Linked DNA regions of Homo sapiens: region 1 is linked to region 2. Evidence: read pairs that join two places in POLR2A ChIA-PET (ENCODE). Cell type or tissue: A673. All regions are shown on one strand. Links, peaks and the distances in the headings refer to the core of each region. The heading gives the core; the rest is flanking DNA.

Region 1 (8,334 bases), core at 51-8,050, 180 kb after region 2:
AAGGCAATTGAGAATCAACAGATCCAGAAAGAGTTCTCTGCCCTCCCCCTTTTTGCCTAAAAGCAGGTCATAAATTTGATCACACCAGTGTACTCCAGCCTGCGTGACAGAGGAAGACCCTGTCTCTTAAAAAAGTAAATAAGTAAATAAAAGTATCTGTATTTCTATATACCAGCAACAATCAGAAAACAATTTAAAAAAGGAATTAACAATGAAAAAGAAAGGAAGGAAGGAGGGAAGGGAGGGAGGGAGGGAGGAAAGAAAGAAAAAGGAGAAAGAAGGAAAGAAGGAAGGAGGGAGGGAGGGAGGGAAGGAAGGAGAGAGAGAGAAAGAGAAAGGAAGAAAGAGAGAGAGAGAAAGAGAAAGAAAGAGAGAGAGAGAAAGAGAAAGAAAGAAAGAGAAAGAAGGAAAAGGAAAAAAAGAGAAAAAGAAAAGGAAAGGAAAGGGAGAGAGAGAAAGAAAAGGAAAGAGAGAAAAAGAAAGAAAGGGAGAGAGAAAGAAAGAAAAAGAAAGAAAAGAGAAAGAAAGAGAAGAGAGAAAGAAGAAAGAAAAAAAGACAGACCTAATAATACCAACAATAAATCCAAAAGATGTGTAAACGCTTAATGGGGAAATTACAAAACTTTATTGAAAAACATTAAAGTTGGCTTATGCGTGGGTCAACCATAGTGGCTCACGCCTGTAATCCCAGCACTTTGGGTGGCTGAGGCAAGTGGATCACTTGAGGCCAGGAATTCAAGACCAGCCTGGTCAACATGATGAAACCCCATCTCTATTAAAAATACAAAAGAATTAGCCAGGCATGGTGGCACATGCCTGTAATCCCAGTTACATGGGAGGCTGAGGTGGGATAATCGCTTGAACTCGGGAGGTGGAGGTTACAGTGAGCTGAGATCGCGCCATTGCACTCCAGTCTGGGAGACAGAGTGAGACTCTGTTTCAAAAAAAAAAAAAAACAAATCATATCAGCAGCAACAACAAAAACCCGATTCAAAACTGGGCAAAGTGCACACTTCAGTAGCACATATACTAAAAATGGAACAACACAGATTATTAGCATGGCCCCTGGAAAAAAAAATTTAATGGGCAAAGCACTTGAATAGACATATCTAAGATGTACAAATGGCCAATAAGCAGATGAAAAGATGCTCCACATCATTAGTCATTAGGAAAATGCAAACCAAAACCACAATGAGAATGACCATATGATTCAGCAATTCCACTTCTGCGTGTATACCCCAAAGAATCGAAAGCAGGGTCCGGAAGAGCTGTGGACACCATGTTAACAGCAGCATTATTCACAATAGCTAAGAGGTGGAAGTAACCCAAGAATCTATAAAGGGATGAAAGGATAAGCAAAATGTGGAACATACATACACTTAAATTTTATTCAGCCTTAAAAAGGAAGGAAATTATGGGCTAGGGGCAGTGGCTCACGCCTGTAATCCCAGCACTTTCAGAGGCCAAGGCGGGCGGATCATTTGATGTCAGGAGTTTGAGGCCAGCCTGAAGAACACAGCGAAACCCCGTCTGTACAAAAAATACAAAAATCAGCCTGGTGTGGTTGCGCGCGCCTGTGATCCCAGCTACTTGGGAGCTGAGGCAGGAGAATCGCTTGAACCTGGGAGGCGGAGGTTGCGGTGAGCCAAGATCACACCACCGCACTCTAGCCTGGGCAACAGAGCGAGACTCGGTCTCAAAAAAAAAAGGAAGGAAATTCTAACACATGCCACAACATGGACGTTGAGGATGATTTGCTAAGTAAAATAAGCCAGTCACAGAAAGACAAATACTATGTGATTCCACGGAGAGGAGGTACTGAGGGTACTCTCATTCACAGAGAGAGAAGGTGGAATGGTGGTTGCCAGGGGCTAGGGGTAGGGGGAAGGAAAGTTAGTGTTTACTGGATACAGAGTCTCAGTTTTACAAGATGAAAAAGAGTTCGGGAGATGGATGGTGCTGATGCTTGCACAACGGGATGAATGTATCTAATACCACCGAACCGTATACTTAAAATGGTTAGGATGGTACATTTCATGTTGTATGTATTTTACTGCAATAAAAAAATTTAATGGGGGAAATCCATTAATAGAGGAATGCCCAGGAGTTTGAGACCAGCCTGGACAACATAGTGAGACCCCATCTCTACAAAAAAATACAAAAAAATTAGCTGGGTGTGGTGGCATGTGCCTGCAGTGCCAGGTACCTGTAGTTCCAGCTACTGGGGGTGAAGGGGCGGGCAGCTGAGGTGAAAGAATGGCTTGAGCCCAGGAGGTGGAGGCTGCAGTGAGTCTTAATCGCACCATTATTCTCCAGCCTAGGTGACAGAACAAGACTCAGTCTCAAAAAAAAAAAAAAAAAGGTTAAATTACAGTGTGGTTATACTATAACATTCTGTTCAACCATTACATAAACAAAGTGGACTTGAACATGAGCAGATTTCTAAGACATACTGTTTCAAAAAATTCAATTTGCAAAACAATATACTCAATAGGATCCTATGTATTTTATTTTGTTTTTATTTATTTATTTATTTTGAGATGGAGTTTTGCTCTTGTTGCCCAGGCTGGAGTGCAATTGCGTGATCTCGGCTCACTGCAACCTCCGCCTCCCGGGTTCAAGCGATTCTCCTGTCTTAGCCTCCTGAGTAGCTGGGCTTATAGGCGCCGGACGCCAGGCCCAGCTAATTTTTGTATTTTTTTTTTTTTAGTAGAGATGCGGTTTCACCATGTTGGCCAGGCTGGTCTCGAACTCCTGACCTCAGGTGATCCACCCACCTCGGCTTCCCAAGGTGCTGGGATTACAGGCATGAGCCACTGTGCTCGGCCTTACTTTATTTTTAAAAAATTGACACAATAATGTACAATCTCTGTGTATGTATAAAACATAATGTGTGTGGATGTGTGTGTAGAGTTACATATTTGTAAATTCCTAGAAAACAGACTGTAAGCGAGACCTCAAAGTGGGACTTTGGGGAAAGGAAGAGGAGGTAGGGGAGGGAGGGCGGGACAGAGAACTTTCAAGTCTTGCTTTATGTATTCATGTATCATTTGAGTCTTTCCCAATGAACAGGTATTGGTGTATTTGTTGTATAATTACATTTTTAAGTGCTTTAAGACCCAGGTGGCGCTGAGCTAGATGCCTCATGGACTAATGACATGGTATTATCCACCATCCGGAGATAATTTACTCTTTCATAAGTGTGCTGAGTGGCTGGCATTCCTCAATAAGGGATGTAGAAGCATAAGCAAGTATTAGAAAAGAGGATGATCTCACTCTTGCCTGTGACCTTTGTAAGTTTTATTCTTGCACTGATTTACTGCTGAAGCCCAAATTTGAGGCCTGACCATCCTTTTATTACCATCATCCTTTAACTTGCCCCCGGCTGTCAAGTTATCTGTAACAAAGCTTCCTCCCAGTCACCCTACCTGCCTCAGCTAGTCACTCAGCAATGCAAATAGAGAGAATTCTGCATTTTGTAAGACTGACCACATAGCACAGTAGGGCCCCAGGCGCCAGGCAGGCAGGGCCTAAGACCGCCGCACAACAGATACGGAGGGCTGGAGGGAGGAATTTTCAGGACCAGGTGAATACGGGACTGTCGCCAGGCCACATTCCATCTAGGTCTAAAAAACAAGGAAACAGCCTGGAGCAGCGGCTCACTCCTGTAATCCCAGCACTTTGGGAGGCCGAGGTGGGTGGATCACCTGAGGTCAGGAGTTCAAGACCAGCCTGGCCAACATAGTGAAATCCCATCTCTACTAAAAATATAAAAATTAGCCGGGTGTGGTGGTGGGCGCCTGTAATCCCAGCTACTTGAGAGGCTGAGGCAGGAGAATCCTTTGAACCCGAGAGGCGGAGGTTGCAGTGAGCGGAGACCGCACCATTGCACTCCAGCCTGGGCGACAAGAGTGAAACTCTATCTCAAAGAAAAAAAGGAAACATAACTTTCTCTTCAGTATACTTTGTGAAATCTTATTCTCTTCTGGAAAGAAGAAATCTGAACCAAGCACACTTGTTATGGCTTACTTACCTTTGCTTGCCTTTAAAGAAAACCACTGAAGCAAAGATGTGAAATCTAAAGAGGGCAACATCTCGCTCCTGGCTGCTGTCTTCCAACACAGGCTCTCAGATTTTACCATCATCAATCCAAGTTTTGTGTCTGGAGGTTGCACCTCCATTAGCCACAATTTTGTCTTTTCTTCTTTATTTTTTAAGACAATGAACTTTCAAGTCTCATGTTATTTTTAAGCCAAGTAAAAACCTCCAGGAGCAGGCTGAATTTAAAAACAAAATACTTGCCGGGCGCGGTAGCTCACGCCTGTAATCCCGGAACTTTGGGAGGCTGAGGTGGGTGGATCACGAGATCAGGAATTTGAGACCAGCCTGGCCAACGTGGTGAAACCCCATCTCCAGGAAAAATATAAAAATTATCCGGACGTGGTGGTGCATGCCTGTAATCCCAGCTACTCAGGAGGCTGAGGGAGGAGAATCGCTTGAACCAGGGAGGTGGAGGTTGTAGTGAGCCGAGATTGTGCCACTGCACTCCAGCTTGGGCGACAAGAGCAAGACTCTATCTCAAAAAAAAAAAAAAAAAAAAAAAGAAAAGAAACCCTGAGAATGTGATCACATGCAGAATTGAAACAGCAAAGCAAAATAAAGCAGCTCTGTGAAGTAGCTGAATGTCTGAGGCCCAGCAGGTATGCAGCCCTGTGGGGAGATCCCATCTGATCAGCTGGTCCGGGACTTGTTTGGGAACCTGCAAGCTGCAAGAAGTGAAAAAGATGATGATGGTGGTGATAATGATGGTGACGGTGGTGGTGGTGGTGGTGATGCTGATGGTGATGGTGGTGGTGAGGGTGATGGTGATGGTGGTGGTGATGGTGATGATGGTAGTGGTGAGGGTGATGGTGTTGGTAGTGGTGATGGTGGTGGTGAGGGTGATGGTGAAGGTGATGCTGGTGGTGATGGTGGTGGTGGTGAAGGTGATGGTGGTGGTGATGGTGATGGTGGTGGTGAGGGTGATGCTGGTGGTGATGGTGATGGTGGTGGTGAGTGTGGTGATGGTGGTGGTGAGGGTGATGGTGAGGGTGATGCTGGTGGTGATGGTGGTGGTGGTGGTGAAGGTGATGGTGGTGGTGATGGTGATGGTGGTGAGGGTGATGCTGGTGGTAATGATGGTGGTGATGGTGGTGGTGGTGAGTGTGGTGATAGTGGTGAGGGTGATGGTGAGGGTGGTGAGGGTGATGGTGATGACGGTGGTAGTGATGGTGATGATGGTGATGGTGATGGTAATGATGGTGATAGTGATGGTGGTGGTGGTGACAACAGTGGGGATGTTGATGATGATGGAGATGGTGATAGTGATTGTGGTGGTGGTGATGGTGATGGTGGTGAATCCAGCATTCACATTCTTCCCAGTGCTAAAGACCTTCCTTAGTGCTCAGTCCCATAAGAGCCCTTGGCCCCAGCCTGGATGCCTTGGGACTCAAGCTAGGGTCTGGGAAAAGGGCCAGCTCTGGAAAGGCCTCATGCTGGAACCGTGAAGAATGTGTCCAGCCCAGATGTGAAAAGGAACAGCCCCTTCCTCTGCACTGTGCTGACAGACTCCTTGTGTGCATGGGGAAGATGCTGTAGCTAATAAACAGGGAAGAGTCTGAGAGCAGCCCAGATCCCCCCCAGCACTCCTTGAATGCCCAGGTCCCTGCTGCTGCTTCCCTCTAAAAAGGGAGGGTGTTTTCTAAAAAAAACAAGCTAATTCTACAGGAGAACTGACTGCAGGAGAACATGATGTCCTCCTCATTCCTTAGGAAACCAACACCCTAGAATATAGAGTAAGTAACCAGACTCAGATGATACAGTTGGCTACTAAAGTAAAATCATATTTTACATTTGATGTTGCAGTTACAGAAATGAATCCTATGGCATAGGCCCAGTAGGCTCTTGACCTCTAGAAAGACTTTCTTCTCTGCAATGGATGATACCAATGACCACTTTTTCTAGGGTTACTGGTCAGACAGAGTTGGAGATGCAGCACATAAATGTCCACAAACTGGTAGAAGTTCTCGAAGATATGACAAGTGAAAAAGCAGGGGCAGAAGAATGCAACCCCTCTTGGGATTCTGGATAGAAGTTGATCCTTTTGTATAAAGAGTGAAAGAAAATCGGCTGGGCACAGTGGCTCACGCCTGTCACACCCTCACCCCCAAATCAGGAGGAGCACAGTCAAGCCACCTGCCACACATCTTAATCACACATCTGAATTCTGACTCCAGGTCACTTTTCAACTGTAGATAGCACCCCTCCCACTTAAGTTCCCAATTTTTGTTTGTCCCCTCCCCGACCAGAAGTTTAGGAAGCAAGTTTGTTCAGCCTGGGAAAGAAGTGGACAGATAAGAGAGAGTGGAGGTTTTAAAAATGTTATCAACATGCCAAAAGCTAGTCATTCAAGAAGGACCAGAAAAAGCCCAAGGTTTAGATAAAGCTGGTTCCTGGAGCCCCCATCCCAAACACTGTCAGAGAAAGGGAAATGAATCTTCACTACAATGCCTGGGCTCTGATAATACTGATTTACCTTAGAGATGCTCTTTTAGAAATGCTCATCTAGAAACACCTTTTCCTGCTGCCCTGAGGGCACAAAAACTCAAAGAGCCAATTTCTTTCACTATCTCCCTTCCTGTAGATATCTCTAAAATTCCAAGGAGCTTATTCAGAGGTAAGGGATGCTGGCAAAACACCTAGCAAACTTGAGAGAGTTTACAGTTGTTCACTATTAGTAATAAGTGGTTTTCAGATCAGCAGTTTCACTTTTTGTTCTTTTTTTTTGAGACAGAATCTCACTCTGTTGCCCAGGCTGGAGTGCAGTGCTGTGATCTTGGCTCACTGCAAACTCTGCTGCCCGGGTTCAAGCGATTCTCCTGCCTCAGCCTCCCAAGTAGCTGGGATTACAGGCGTCCGCCATCACGCCCAGCTAATTTTTGTAGTTTTTAGTAGAGACAGGGTTTCACCATCTTAATCAGGCTGGTCTTGAACTCCTGAACTCGTGATCCACCCACCTTGGCCTCCCAAAGTGTTGGGATTACAGGCATTAGCCACCGCACCCAGCCTGTGACTTTCAAATAGCAGGTATCCGCCGGGCACGGTGGCTCATGCCTGTAATCCCAGCACTTTGGAAGGCTAAGGCAGACAGATCACCTGAGGTCAGGAGTTCAAGACCAGCCTGGCCAATGTGGTGAAACCCTGTCTCTACTAAATATGCAAAAATTAGCTGGGCATGGCGGCAGGCAATTGTAATCCCAGCTACTTGGGAGGCTGAGGCAGAATTGCTTGAACCTGAAAGGTGGAGGTCGTGGTGAGCTGAGATAGGGCCATTCATTGGACTTCAGCCTGGGAGACAGAGAGACTCCGTCTCAAACAAACAAAACAAATAGCAGGTATCCAGTAAACAAACAGCAGGTGTCCAGTTTTCTTTCCTTATTAAAAGTGGGCTGGGCACTGTGGCTCACGCTGCAATCCTAGCACTTGGGAGGTTGAGGTAAGAGGATCACTTGAGCCCAGGAGTTTGAGACCAGCCTGGGCAACATACTGAAACCCTATCTCTACAAAAAATAACTAGCTGGACATGGTGGTGTGTGCCTGTAGTCTCAGCTACTTGGGTGGCTAAGGCATGAGGATCGCTTGAGCTGGGGAGGACCAGGCTGCAGTGAGCCATAGTTGCGCCACCACAATCCAGCCTGGGCAACAGAGCGAGACCCTGTCTCAAAAACAAAACAAGGCCAGGCGTGGTGGCTCATGCCTGTAATCCCAGGACTGTGGGAGGCCGAGGCAGGCGGATCACTTGAGGCTATGAGTTTGAGACCAGCCTGGGTAACACAGTGAAACCTCATCTCTACAAAAAATACCAAAAATTAGCTGGGCACAGTGGTGCGTGCATGTAGTCCCAGCTACTCAGGAGGCTGAGGCAGGAGAATTGCTTGAACCCAGGAGGCAGAAGTTGCAGTGAGCCGAGATCGAGATACTGCACTCCAGCAGACTAGAGTGAGATCCTGTCTCTAAAGAAAAAAACAACAAAAGTGTATTTTACCTCAAATTCACCAATCTGAACTCTAAATTCATCCCAGCCCCTCCCCCAAGGACTCCTTCACAAACTCAAGACATTGAATCTCCACATGATCTGTGTTCAAGTCAGAAATGTGGGGGTTGTGGCCGGGCGCAGTGGCTCACACATGAAATCCCAGCACTTTGGGAGGCCGAGGCAGGTGGATCACTTGAGGCCAGGAGTTCGAGACCAGCCTGGCCAACATGGCAAAACCCCGTCTCTACCAAAAATAAAAA
Region 2 (8,334 bases), core at 316-8,315:
AGTAGATAGGGAGAAGGAGGGGTCCCATAGGTAGATAAAGTTATTAGTGATGTTCTAGCTATTGGTTTGCTTGCTGGGTTTAAGGATTTATTATTATTATACTTTTATTAACAGATGTTAGTTAATTATTAACATATATGTTACATTCAATATTTTGTAAATATCAGAAGATATATTTTTAAAAACTTGGAAAGCAAGTGGTCACCTAAGGACAAGGAAAATTTAGATTCGTGCAAGAAGTGATACTTGAAAGAGAGAGAAGATTTTTACAGACAAACTGGCAGCAGACATCCCAGATAGAACACCACCCCTGGTGTTGGCAAGCACACAGAGGCTCGGCAGGGCGAGGCCCTTGGGAAGCACTTGCTGTTAGCCTCCCTGACGTCATTCTTGTTTCTGGCATTGAGGCCTAATGTTGCCAACAAGATTAACTTTGTTGAGCACATGGATCAGGCAAAATACTGCTTTTTGGCATCTCTCAGAGAGCCAAGTATTGGTATAGTTTGTACAGTAGTTGGTTGCTACATGTATGCTACTCTGACTGAATTCTTTTTTTTTTTTTTTTGAGATGGAGTCTCGCTCTGTCACCCAGGCTGGAGTGTAGTGGCACGATCTTGGCTCATGGCAACCCTGCCTCCCAGGTTCTAGCGATTTTCCTGCCTCACCCTCCCAAGTAGCTGGGATTACAGGCTTGCAGCACCGTGCCTGGCTAATTTTTATATTTTTAGTAGAGACAGGGTTTCACCATGTTGGCCAGGCTGGTCTTGAACTCCTGGACTCAAGTGATCTGCTTGCCTCAGCCTCCCAAAGTTCTGGGATTACAGGCATGAGCCACCATGCCCGGCCACTCTGACTGAATTGTATGATTGGTTAAGCAGAATATCTAAAAATCAGATCTGTTTTTTTTTCCTCTGGTTGTACTTGAACTAAATTTATATGCCAAGTTTATGGGGTTGAATTTTCAGTTATGTTTGTTAATATGAGTATGTGCACGTATGTGTGCAGGATGAGGACATTTGCATGGAACTGGCTCAAAAAATACTACCAGTTTTGATAAGCGTGTGGAATTAGTGAATGTTGTGATTTGCAACAAAATATTTAAGAACAGTAGAGTCCTAAAATCCAGCACAGCCGGGCACGGTGGCTCACGCCTGTAATCCCAGCAATTTGGGAGGCTGAGGTGGGCGGATCACTTGAGGTCAGGAGTTCGAGACCAGCCTGGCCAACATGGTGAAACCCTGTCTCTATTAAAAACACAAAAATTGGCCGGGCGCGGTGGCTCACGCCTGTAATTCCAGCACCTTGGGAGGCTGAGGCCGGCGGATCACGAGGTCAGGAGATGGAGACCATCCTGGCTAACATGGTGAAACCCCGTCTGCACTGAAAATACAAAAAATTAGCCAGGCGTGGTGGCAGGCGCCCGTAGTCCCAGCTACTCAGGAGGCTGAGGAAGGAGAATGGTGTGAACCTGGGAGGCGGAGCTTGCAGTGAGCCGAGATTGTGCCACTGCACTCCAGCCTGGGTGACAGAGTGAGGCTCCGTCTCAAAAAAAAAAAAAAAAAATTAGCTGGGCGTGGTGCCATGTGCCTGCAATCTGAGCTGCTCGGGAGGCTGAGGCAGGAGAATCGCCTGAACCTGGAAGGCGGAGGTTGCAGGGAGCTGAGATCACGCCATTGCACTCCAGCCTGGGCAACAGACCGAGACTCCATCTCAAAAAAAAAAAAGATTCACTACAATTAGGATTTGCAGTTGGTTGGTTAACTAAAAATTTTGGTTAAAGTAAGCAATCATAAAAACTAAAAGGCTGGTCAGGCCCAGTGGCTCATGCCTGTAATCCTAGCACTATGGGAGGCCAAGGTGGGCAGATTGCCTAAGCTCAGGAGTTTGAAACCAGCCTGGGCAATATGGGAACACCCCATCTCTACAAAAAAACACACAAAAATTGGCTGGGCGTGGTGGTTGCATGCCTGTAGTTCCAGCTACTTTTGGGGGCTGATTCAGGAGAATCTCTTGAGCCCAGGAGGTGGAGGTTGCAGTGATCTGAGATTGTGCCACTGCACTACTGCCTGAGTGACAAAGTGAGACCTGTCTCAAAAAAAAAAAAAAAAAAAAAAAGTAAAAAAAGTGGTGGTGCTCGCCTGTAATCCCAGCATTTAGGAAGGCTGAGGTGGGAGGATCACTTGAGCCCAGGAGTTCAAGGCTGCAGTGAGCTGTGATTGGGCCATTGTGCTCCAGCCTGAGCAACAGAGCTCAACCCTGTCTCAAAATAAATAAATAAATAATAAATTTTTAAAAGTAAAAAGTGAAAGATACAGCCCTGGACATTTGATCGTAACTTCAAGCGTATCAGTGTCTTCATCCAGCATTTGCCTGGATACACAGCCAAGCAAAGCTTTTTCTTCACACCTGGGTCTGCTCACCTGGAGGGGAGTGCTTTCAGCATAGATCCTTAATGCTGCGTCGTCTGTAGGGTCCGCAATGATTCTACACTAGATCTTCGACAGGCCTTTTCTTGTTATCTGGCTCCTGCAGACCTCCCGACACCCGCCTCTTGCTACCCCTACTCCAGAGACATTGACTTTCCCTCCAGAAACATGCCAGGCTCATTTCATTTCCGCCTCAGGCCCTTTGCACAAGCTGTTGCCCCTGCCTAGAAGGCTCTATCTTACATCTTTATGTGGCTGGATTCTTCTGTCATTCGGATCATACTTTGAGCGACGGAGAGATACCTCTGCCTTTCGTCTAAAGTAACTGTACCCTGCAAGATCTAGCTATTTGCCAGTCTGCCTTTCATCTCTAGAATGTAGTGGAGCAGGAACTGAAAGGGTCTTGTTTGCTGCTCCGGCATCCAGAGCAGAGCATGTATTGGGTGCTCAATAAATATCAGCAAATGATGAACAAATGTTGAGAGGAGAGAGGGATAAAGATGTTTGAGAATGGCTCATCGCATGTGATACGCCATGTGATCTGCCTATATTTGTCATCAAAGCCTTTGAGTCAGAGTTGTGCTTCTTTTAGGTGTATCACTGTGCAAAAATCAAGTTTTATCCAAGTTACATTTTATTTAGAATTTTTGTAATCTAGAAAGCTACTGATCTCCATAGATGTTGGAGTGCAAACAGTTTCTCCAAATTCTTATGATCTGCACTTGAGATTAATTAGGATTCTTTTGTTTACCTGCTGGGAAGCCCAAGATTATATGAATTTCTTTTAAAATTTTAAAATTATTTTTTACAGAGACTGGGTCTCCCTATGTGGTCCAGGCTGGTCTCAAACTCCTGGGCTCAAGCGATCCCCCTGCCTCAGCCTCCCAAAGTGCTGGGATTACAGGTGTGTGCCACCGTGCCTGGCCTTATGTAAATTCTAAAAACCTAAATATCCTTCTTTACAGATTCCTAAGCCATTGATCCCCAGCTGTCCCACCTCTCTAGGGTTTCTCCTGCAGCTTTCTTGCCCTCTTCACCTTCCATGTCCAGGAGCCTCAAGTTTGCCACCATTACAGGAGTCTTTAAAAACGTAGATATCGGCCGCAGTGGCTCACACCGGTAATCCCAGCACTTTGGGAAGCCGAGGCGGGTGGATCACCCGAGGTCAAGAGTTTGAGACCAGCCTGGGCCGGGTGTGGTGGTTCACACCTGTAATCCCAGCACTTTGGGAGGCCGTGGTGGATGGATCATGAGGTCAGGAGATCGAGACCATCCTGGCTAACACAGTGAAACTCCGTCTCTACTAAATATACAAAAAAAATTAGCAGGGCATGGTGGCAGTTGCCTGTAGTCCCAGCTACTCGGGAGGCTGAGGCAGGAGAATGGCGTGAACCTGGGAGGCGGAGCTTGCAGTGAGCCAAGATCACACCACTGCACTCCAGCCTGGGCAACAGAGCAAGACTCTGTCTCAAAAAAAAAAAAAGAGTTTGAGACCAGCCTGGCCAACATGGTGAAACCCTGTCTCTACTAAAAATACAAAAATTAGCTGGGCGTGGTGTTGGTCACCTGTAATCCCAGCTACTCGGGAGGCTGAGGCAGGAGAATCACGTGAACCTGGGAGGCAGAGGTTGCAGTGAACCATTGCACTCCAGCCTGGGCTACAGAGCAAGACTCCAACTCAAAAAAACAGCTCAATTCTGGACAGCCCCATGCCCATGCCCACCTGCACGACAGAGCACTCTCAATGGCCAGGCACTATCCTGGGGCCTTCACCTGCCCTTGCCATGTTGTCACAATTCTACAGGTGAGCATGTGGAGGCTGACTTCAGCACAGTGTCTGTCACTGGTAGACTGTGGGGCAGGGATTTGGGATTAAGCTTCTTGAGTCCCAACCGGATGCCCCTTGACCATCACTTTATGCTGCCATTACCGGGGAGGTTCAAGCGAGGACAGTGCTGAGTGTCCGAGAGTGTCCAAGCTCCTGACCCGCTCCTGCAGTGGGAAGCCCTGGTTGGGCCCCAGTGTCTCCTGACAGCTACCCTCTGGGCCTCCTGGCCTGCCTGGATCCCGCTTCTTAGAACAAAGGTGAGACTGGCCACCTGCTTGTTTGTACTCGGGACAAACTGTGTACACGGCCTGGTCCATAAAACCCCCTGAGCTCCCTGCTGTTTACCTGTCCTGTCTCCCCAGGAGGCTAATGGGAGGCGAGCTGGTCTCTGTCCTGGAGCTGCCCCTGCCCTGGCCATGCCCTGGCCGCATTTCTGGATCAATGGCCACTGACCAGAGGCCTGACTGTGCCACTGACCTACACGTTGGTGCCACTTCCCTGAGGGGCTCATATGTGGACGTTTCATGGAAGGGATAGCCCCTCCACTTTTTTGATGAAGTTGAATTTAAACAGGATGAAACTTTGGCCCTTGTCACTTTTTTTTTTTTTTTTAATGTTTTTAATTAAATTGCCTGGGTCACTGACACCCTGGAGAGACTAGGAAATGCAGCGTTGCAGTTTGTTAATGATACACCATCTGTTTGTTCGCACTGTGTGGTCACGTGATCTTTGCTCTGCAGAACATCCTGTCTCACTGGCCTAAACCAGTTTACGGCTGAAATGCTTAGGATGAATGCCAGAAAATCTCTCTCTTTTTCTTTGTCTCTCTCTCTCTTCCCTCTCCTTTTTCCCTCCCTCTCCCTTTCTTTCCCTTACCCATTTTAAGATCGGCTATTAACCCCAAACTTGTTGGCAGAATTTGTATTAACTATTTATGACACTTCATCACCCGGTTCCATTGCAGTATTGTAGCCTGACTTCTGAGCCAGTAAGGTGGCCATAGCTCAGACAAATGGGGGAAATTTCAGGGTCGGGGTGGGGAAAGCCCATGACAGCTGGCCTTTGAGGGCAGCATCACCCAGCCACAGCTCAAGGGGAAGCGTGGACCCCCCAGGGCAGTGGAGGGTGAAACCAGGGAGCCCCTTCTGACCCATCACCAATGGTCTCATTGTGACTCATTTTCTTTACCCCTACAATTCATGATCATTGACTCATCTCACATGATAATTAGATTAAATCCATGAAGAGTGCTGCATCCTAGGTATTTTGTTGTTGCTGTTGTTGCGGCCCAGGCTGGAGTGCAGTGGCGCGATCTTGGCTAGCTGCAAACTTCACCTCCCAGGTTCAAGTGATGCTCCTGCCCTAGCCTCCTGAGTAGCTAGTATTACAGACACCTGCTACCATGTCCAGCTAATTTTTGTATTTTTAGTAGAGGTGGGGTTTTACCATGTTGGCCAGGCTGGTGTCAAACTCTTGACCTCAAGTGATCCCCCTGCCTCGGCCTCCCAAAGTGCTGGGATTACAGGCATGAGCCACCATGCCCGGCCCATCCTAGGTTTTTCTTGTTTTTTATTTTTTTGAGACGGAGTTTTACTCTTATTGGCCGGGCTGGAGTGCAGTGGTGTGATCTTGGCTCACTGCAACCTCTGCCTCCCAGGTTCAAGTGATTCTCCCCACTCAGCCTCCCAAATAGCTGGGATTACAGGCATGTGCCACCACACCCGGCTCATTTTTGTTTTTGTTTTTGTTTGAGATGGAGTCTCACTCTGTTGCCCAGGGTGGAGTACAGTGGGGCCATCTCGGCTCACTGCAACCTCCGCCTCCCAGATTGAAGCAATTCTCCTGCCTCAGCCTCCCAAGTAGCTGGGATTACAGGCGTGCACCACCATATCCAGCTAATTTTTAGTAGAGACGGGGTTTCACCATGTTGGTCAGGCTGGTCTCAAACTCCTGAGCTCTTGATCCGCCCGCCTTGGCCTCCCAAAGTGCTGGGATTACAGGCGTGAGCCACTGTGCCCGGTATAATTTTTGTATTTTTAGTAGAGACAGGGTTTCTCCACGTTGGTCAGGCTGGTCTTGAGCTCCTGACCTCGTGATCTGCCTGCCTCGGCCTCCCAAAATGCTGGGATTACAGGCATGAGCCACTGCGCCCAGCCCATCCTAGGTATTTTTAAGAGCTGTAAGTTTTATTCGTTTTCAAGAAAACTGGGCCTCAAAAGGAAAAATAACAGAGGCCCAGATGCTGACCCTCTGGTGGAAAATGCCATGGCTCGTTGAACCCCTTTCTCACAATGGAAACTGGAATCCATGTGGCAGAAGATGGATGGCTGCGAAAGATGATTTAGACAATGTTCAGGAGTCCAGCAGCTCCAAGGTATTGCAGTGCCCACAGACACTCACGGTGTAGCTTGACTCTGCTACACCTCAGTCATGTCCTCAGTCATTCCTTCATGAATAAGGTGACCAGTCACCACAGGAAGGGCATGTCCTGTGAGTGGCCTTCTGAAGGGACAGGATGTGACTGGAGCCACAGAGGAGGTTGTGGTTGGGGTACAAGGAGATGGCTCAGCCACCAAGCTGGGGATGCTCACACACGCAGGGTCTCAGCATGGCAGGCAGGGGCTGCTGTCAACAGGGTCCCCATCTGCATGCAGCCCCGGTCTCTTCCAATGACTAGAAGCTCCCAGGGCTGTCCTGTTCTTCCCTTCTGTCAGATTTCACTTTCTGGTTGTAATTTGGGAAGGGCTTGTCCACACATTATCTGATTCTGTCTTTTTTTTTTTTTAGACAGAGTCTCGCTGTGTCACCCAGGCTGGAGTGCAGTGGTACCATCGGGGTTCACTGCAGCCTCCACCTCCCAGGTTCAAGTGATTCTCCCGCCTCAGCCTCCTGAGTATCTGGGACTACAGGTGTCTGCCACCACGCCCAGCTAATTTTTGTATTTTTAGTAGAGACGAGCTTTCACCATGTTGGCCAGGCTGGTCTCAAACGCCTGGCCTCAGGCAATCCACCCACCTCGGCCTCCCAAAGTGCTGAGATTACAGGCGTGAGCCACCACTCACATCCGATTTCATCACTTACTTGAGACCCTGATAAAGTTTAAGGTGTGTGTGTGTGTGTGTGTGTGTGTGTGTGTGTGTGTGCTTACAACAGTAGAGACTTTTTTTTTTTTTTTAGGGGAACTGGCCCATATGGATGACTCATCTCTAGGTGTTTCACACTCTAAGCTTATGAAATGCTTCTCCAATCAGCTAAGAACCAATGGCCCAGAACTTTATCAACTTCTGATAGGAGTTTGCAGCCCACAAAACCCAGCTCAGCACACTCCCTGCAGAGAAAACATCTGCACCTGGGCTTCTTGGCCCAGAAAAAGGTGATGTAGCCACTTCAGAGTAAAGTGTAGCCATTGTTCCTCCTCCCCCTCTGTCATCGTCAGGATGGACCGCCTGCTGGGGGCCCTTACTGGGATATTGTTTCTCTGATTTATCTTTTAGCTTCAAGTAAAATAGCAATAAGCGATGCTAATCACAAGCATTTTCCTGAAATTCAGTCCATGCCTTAATGCTGAAACCACGCTGGTAAATTAACTCGCACTGGCACTAAAATGATTCATGTCATTACTTCTAAAGAGTGAGACAATGAAAGTTACCAAAAACAGTGTGATCTCCAGCAATAAAGGGATGTGGGGTGCTTTTTTATTTTATATATATAAATAATGATTTAAATAGAGATGGGGTTTCACCATTTTCCCAGGCTTGTCTCAAACTCCTGGACTCAAGTAATCCACCCTCCTCAGTCTCCCAGAGTGTTGGGATTACAGTCATAAGCCACAACGCCCAGGCGTGGAGTGCTTTTCAATCTCTAGTCCAGCTTCATGGGTGAGCACTTGGACGTGCATAAGATAGACAGGGTGACACCGTCACCCCCTTCTCAAAGGTGGCTCTTTGGACAAGAACATAATTCCCTCTGAGAAGCCTTGGCCATTGCTACACTGGAGTCCTGCCAAAAACACACCAGCTGTCTTTTTCCTTTTCTCTCACTTGGGCACCAGAATTGGATCATCGTGTGATCCAAAAAGAG

Evidence for each region. ChIA-PET counts read pairs that join two places held together with the same protein. Peaks named below come from ENCODE experiments on the same cell type or tissue, not always from the same donor. Only the 100,000 strongest peaks of a DNase experiment are listed, where the experiment ranks them.
Region 1: POLR2A ChIA-PET joins it to region 2 with 10 read pairs; 5 of 35 experiments call an interaction of 5 or more read pairs at or near these places.

What each region holds. Positions count from the first base shown.
Region 1 is chr1:7,987,147-7,995,480 of GRCh38, reverse strand. No RefSeq gene overlaps it. Among named protein-coding and RNA genes, the nearest start is that of PARK7, 30 kb to the right of the region's middle. RefSeq lists enhancers at 3,113-3,643, 6,712-6,771. In A673, for the core only: no CTCF peak of the experiment used is centred there; no DNase peak of the experiment used is centred there.
Region 2 is chr1:8,166,575-8,174,908 of GRCh38, reverse strand. No RefSeq gene overlaps it. Among named protein-coding and RNA genes, the nearest start is that of LINC01714, 38 kb to the left of the region's middle. RefSeq lists enhancers at 1,323-1,853, 7,287-7,960. In A673, for the core only: no CTCF peak of the experiment used is centred there; DNase peaks (open chromatin) are centred at 368, 4,988 and 5,468; H3K27ac peaks cover 1,504 bases.